Regions from separate parts of the Homo sapiens genome. Here region 1 is linked to region 2. Evidence: chromatin loops called from intact Hi-C (ENCODE). Cell type or tissue: GM12878. All regions are shown on one strand. Each heading gives the region's core, and the rest is flanking DNA. Links, peaks and the distances in the headings are about the cores only. Region 1 has its middle 7.6 kb from the start of NIBAN1. Region 2 overlaps EDEM3 (ER degradation enhancing alpha-mannosidase like protein 3).

Region 1 (2,927 bases), core at 153-2,652, 230 kb after region 2:
TTTTCATATGGAATGTTTCCACTTAACTAAATATTTATTTCTAGGTCAATGGTATTTCACTGTATAAATGTAGCTTAATTCATCTACCTACTAACAATGTGTAATTCTCATTTGCATACCCCTATATTACACTGGACATTTTAATATCTTTTAAAATTAGCCTATTATTATTATTATTATTATTAATACTTGTCAATTTGGGTGTCTAAATAGGTGTCATATTCTGTTGCTCAATTTTGAAATTTTTAATGAGGAAGAATATTTTTTCCATGGGCTTTCTGGCCATATGTGTTCCTTCTTTGTGAATTGCCTATTCTTGTACTTCTCCATTTTTCTATTGATTTCTTATCCTTATTGTTATGGAAACATTTTATATCTATATTAGAGACATTAACCCTTTTACTGTAAAACACATTGCAAATTAAACACATTTTTCTTTCGGAAACATATTTCCCTGTGCTCTATATTGGATTTTCTTTTCTGAATATTGACCTAACTGCAGGCAAATTTAAAAATCAGATTTGTCTCTGCCACCTTCTCATCTTTCCTCATTCCCTCTTAGCCTTACGTAATGTCTAAAGAATGCCTAGCCTAATCAATAATATCTCTTATAGGTTGTTGTACCTAGGGTTTTTATACAAAATGGATTAACTTGGAAGTCATTTTACAAATTTTTAAAAAATATATAAATTTGTTTACTTACTAGCTGCCTCAAAAGATGGTTATAATAATCTAATACAATCTGTCTTAGGGGCTCAAAATTTACAGTGGAAAAGACTAGGCTTTAATCCTCATTCTGATACTGGCTTGCCTCATGATCTTGGGAAATAACTTAAATTTTCTAAGCTTCATATTCCTTATCTTCAAAATAGGTATCTGCAAAAATTAGATAAGATCATATGTGTAATATACTTAATACATATGACTATACCTACATATTTATCATTCTCTAAATGAAGCTAATATATAACTAGTGATAAATAAAAAGATACTTTAACTGTTTTATCAGTGCTAGTCTTTTTTATTCATATGCTTGTTATAATACTTTTGTGGCCAGTACATCAAACTCCCCAGGGGCAGGTATTAATACCAATTTTGAAAGGGAAAATGTGTATTACTATGTTTTAATTGTATATGTGAACAACAAAACATAACTGTCTTCATAATACAAACTATAGAAAGCCAAGCTGAATAAAATCTTTTCTAGAGGTAACATGTTGAAGATGGAATCCAATTTCTGCTTATCAATGACTCTTGAAGTTGCAGGAATTCCAGGACTGTGCGGCATTTTTATTGGAAAAAGACAGATATTTTTTAAGTTGAGAAACACTTGCTCAATGTGCTTTTCAAATGTAAGTCATCACAATTATATATAAACCTCTAGTATTTGCATAAGACCATAGACACAGAATACAAGTTCAAGTATTTTAACAGAAACCAGTAAAGGCTTGGAACTAAGGATGACAACTCTAGAACCAAGGAGACGTTTAGATGTGTAGGCACCAGTCTTTCAAATCTGACAAATACCAGACCAGCACAGTTGCCCTTGTGAAAACTGTAGCCATATTACCGCCAAAGATAAACAGATTACATGGGTTCTTCTGAAGTCAAGGCTCTGAAGGACCTTGTATTTGGGGAAGTTAGTTTAGTGTTAGTGCACAAAGGGAAGAGTGCCACCTGCTGGGCCACCGATGATGCTCCCCGTGGGGCCACAGCTACTGGGCAGGGTGGGAAAGAACACTGACTCCGGTCCAAATCAAATTCATTTTGCTACATCTAGATTAGCTTAACAGTCGTTTGGAATTATTCAGCGATTTCTTACAAATATTAATATCCAAGCTTCTTTCTCCTCAGCTAACAAGTGAATCACTCTTTGAGAACAGAACTTTTCCGGCTAAATTTATTTAAGGGGGCTAATTCTAGTATTTTAACATGCAAACTTGTACACATGTGTAAGCTTTGTACCCACAAAATGTGCTCATAACACACATTTTTGACATTAATTATATTTTGTAAAGCACAGGGTTTTTTTCATTCTTTTGACTTAAGAGTCATCGTTCCCTCTTCTCTTTACGGTGCAAAATGCCAGCACAGTAATTCTCTTAGGCAGGTGTCAGTAGTTGCCGAGAATAGGCCAGGGCTCTGATTTCTATTCTATTGTGCTTGAATGGGGAGATGGGAAGAAGTTTTTATTTATTTATTTTTTGAGACAGGGTCTCGCTCTGTCACCCAGGCTGGAGTGCTGTGGCACGATCTCGGCTCATTGCAACCTCCTCCTGGGTTCAAGCAGTTCTCCTGCCTCAGCCTCCCGAGTACCTGGGACTACGAGTGCACACCACTATACTCAGCTAATTTTTGTATTTTTAGTAGAGATGGGGTTTCACTATGTTGGCCAGGCTGGTCTTGAAATCCTGACCTTAAGTGATTCACCTGCTTTGGCCTCCCAAGATGCTGGGATTACAGGCATGAGCCACCGCACCCAGCCGGGAAGAAGTATTGGTGGTGGAACCACAAGGGCGTGTAGGAACAGTGGGACTGATTCGTCAAAGTGGGGTGGGGTATTATGTCACTAATGTTGTTTAGAATTCCTGCACATGGTGATTTAAAAAAATGCAAGCTGAGTTAGTTTTATTATTGCTTTTCAGTGCTCTACAGAGTGTACCCCTTTTTGCCTGAACCAAGGACAGACCACTCCCACAGCATTCCTTCCCATATACCTCTAAATATTTTCACTCACAAATGGTGTAGGGAGTGAGGCAGAGATGTCTCGATTTATATGCCTTGTTTATGGAAGGAATATATGCTCTTCTACATTGGCATGACTTATTGTACCTAATTAAAATTATCTGCATCCATACTGCCTTAAAATCTTTTTCCTATTTTGACATTGTACCAATTATCAATTCATTTGGGTTACAAATTATAAA
Region 2 (2,927 bases), core at 131-2,630:
CTATCTGGAGAACAAGTTCTGAGTTACAGGCTAAGTGGATTTTAGGAGGGCAATTTCAATTTAGGCAGGAAATAAATAATAATGATAGTAGTAGTCGTTATCAGTAGCAGCAGTAAATTCTTACATCATGCTTCCTATTTGCCAGATATTAGTTCTAAGCACTTTCATTATATTAACTTGCTTAATCCTTCTAACAACATTGTGAGGCTGGCAAACCATTGTCTTCATTTTGCAGAGATGAAGAAACAGGCTCAGGAAGACTAGGTAACTTTCCCATTGTAACCCAGATGAGAGGTGGCAGAGCCATCTCAGGGTGTCCTGCTCCAAGTCCAGAGTTCTTGCTCTTAATAATACTATATTGCTTGTCTTTGGAAAACACCACTGCTTTCCTGGGAAGCAAGAAGGTTAAAGGAATTGTTCTACTGTAGACCAGACTGGAGAGTAGTATTAGAAAGAACTAGTGAGAAATGAGGAAAAACTTTCAACATTTATTAAAAGCCTGCCATGTACCAGGCATTTTATATTTTAGGATAGTAGGCAACTGACTACAAAAAAGTAAATGACTTACAGGCCCTGAAATTCACCTTAAACTTGTATTTTTAATTAAGTTTATTATTTCTTTGCATTTAAACACAAAGATATATCACAATGATCAAATGCAAAAAAAAAAAAACATTATTTTACTTCATCTTCACAAGAATTCAATTCAGTTCTTTCAAAAAAATTTGCTAAGCATTTATGTACCAGGCACAAGACATATAAAAAAGGTGAATGTATTAAAAATTAAAGAAATTGGTTCCTGTTCTTTAAAAAAAAATCTATAGTCTACAATAACTCTTTGCAATTATTCTCATTTTACATAGAAAGACACTGCTCAGATGGGTTAAATAACCTGTTTAGGGTCCAACCTGTAAATAGCTGAGACAGGATTTGAACTCAAGCCCTTCTAACTCCAAAACCTATACACTTTTACCCTACAGAAAGCTAAAAGTGTTTCTGAGTGTAGGGACCGGAAAAAAATTTCCAACTGACTTCAAATAACAAATACAAGGCAACTGTATTCTCGTTAATATTTTAGAACTGTGTCATGTTAGTTGAGAACTTGAAAAGAGGAAGTGTAAATTCTAGACTAAATCTTGGGTTACAGACCTCACACAGATTGAATATAGAAGAAGTACACAGCAAGAGTCACTCACATTGTAAAATAGTTGAACATTTTAAAATACATATTACAGTGGACACGTATGGTCCCACTGGAAATATATAAGACAATGTTACTTTCAAGAGTTCCCAGTCTTTGAAGCTGAAATCCTTCTCTCTTAAATCTTATTAAGTAGTTAATTGTAGCAGAAAGTTACTCAGTTAGGTCCCAATAGGCACAGGCCAGAAAGTCCTCTGAAAGCTGCCCTCAGTACCTGCACTGTCACAAACCTACTAAGTGTATTCTATAGTTAGAAAAAATGTATTGATATAACTTTCTGCCATTGATATAACTGTTCTACCTAAAAAGAACAAGATATTAAAGATACCATGCTTTATAAAGAGATGATCCTATTCATTGTGAGAAACTGAACTTATCCAGCTATATGCTATTTTATTTAACTTTGGAACTGCATTCATCAGTACGCATTTATGAGATGGCTAAGGTCTGAGGGTATAGGATGGAACCACTTGGCCATCTCAAAATCATTAGCCTAGATTTGTTAAATTATGCTTTGCCCAAACTGAATTAACCAGGGATAAATGATTTTGAAAGAAATAAGGGTTGACATGTGGGTGACAAAAAAAAATTAATTAAAAAACAGAACGGGTGTAATGGCTCACACCTGTAATCCCAACACTTTGGGAGGCAGAGGTGGGCAGATCACTTGAAGTCAGAAGTTCGAGACCAGCCTGGCCAACATGGTGAAACCCCATCTCTACCAAAAATACAAAAATTAGCCAGGCATGGTGGCACACACCTGTAATCCCAGCTACTCAGGAGGCTGAGGCAGGAGAATCACTTGAACCTGGGAGGTGGTGGCTGCAGTGAGCTGAGATAGTGCCGCTATACTCCACAGCCTGGGCGACAGAGCACAACTCCGTCTCAAAAAAAAAAACAAAAAACAAAAAACAAAAAAAACATTAAGGGAATGACTGAGGTCTTGAGAAATAAATTTGAAACTGTGTTTTTAATGTTGAAATGTATCCAAAAAAAATCATATCCTAAAAACATTAAGAACTCAAAATGTGCTCTCTCCAAATTTACAATATAAAAGAGAACGAGGACTGTCAAATATAAAACATGTTTTAAAACTAAAAATGCATAAATTACATATATTTAGATGTTCATAGATAACAATGATGTTAGTGTATGAAGATATTTGGTTAATATATGATAAAAAATGGATTCACAGAATCAGTTGAAAAATATTTTAAGCAGAACTAAAGCTAGTCCTCTGCCAAACTTTCCCAACTACATTTTATACGTTGTAATCATAGAAGAAAATCTGCTGACATATTTTAAAATGTAAAAACAAGGTTATAAGGGATAAGTTTCAGGATAATATGCTTAAACTCTTTTCAAATTACAATTTATGTGCAAAATTTTTTTTGAATTCCAGAATTTGCTATTTCATCTACGTTGTTGCACAACAGATCTCCAGAACTTTTCATCTTGTAAAACTGAAACTGCTATTTAATCTTAAGTGAGCCCTAAAACATTTTTAAATAATATGAATCAGCAAACTAAAAAGCAAAATATATTCAGTGCAGAGTCCATGAGGATACAATTAGGACAGAGGCTAAGTAACAATTTCTCTTTTAAGCAATGGTTTTCTTCAGTGTATAAATATTGTAAACATTTTTTTAAATTAAGAGAATAATCTCCCTTAAGACCAGAGATAACATCTTCATGTATATATCCACAATATCTAGCTATATAAAGC

What was found. A loop is a pair of places that touch in the nucleus more often than their neighbours do. Peaks named below come from ENCODE experiments on the same cell type or tissue, not always from the same donor. Only the 100,000 strongest peaks of a DNase experiment are listed, where the experiment ranks them.
Region 1: a loop joins it to region 2, with 3 times the contacts of the local background. A loop is called at or near these places in 17 of 110 quality-filtered maps.

The regions. Positions count from the first base shown.
Region 1 is chr1:184,980,654-184,983,580 of GRCh38, forward strand. No RefSeq gene overlaps it. Among named protein-coding and RNA genes, the nearest start is that of NIBAN1, 7.6 kb to the left of the region's middle. RefSeq lists a silencer at 1,629-1,748. In GM12878, for the core only: a CTCF peak has its summit at 1,687 (motif pointing left); a DNase peak (open chromatin) is centred at 1,588.
Region 2 is chr1:184,746,361-184,749,287 of GRCh38, forward strand. The region is part of intron 2 of EDEM3 (ER degradation enhancing alpha-mannosidase like protein 3); the gene reads right to left. Among named protein-coding and RNA genes, the nearest start is that of EDEM3, 7.0 kb to the right of the region's middle. In GM12878, for the core only: no CTCF peak of the experiment used is centred there; a DNase peak (open chromatin) is centred at 1,071; H3K27ac peaks cover 1,744 bases.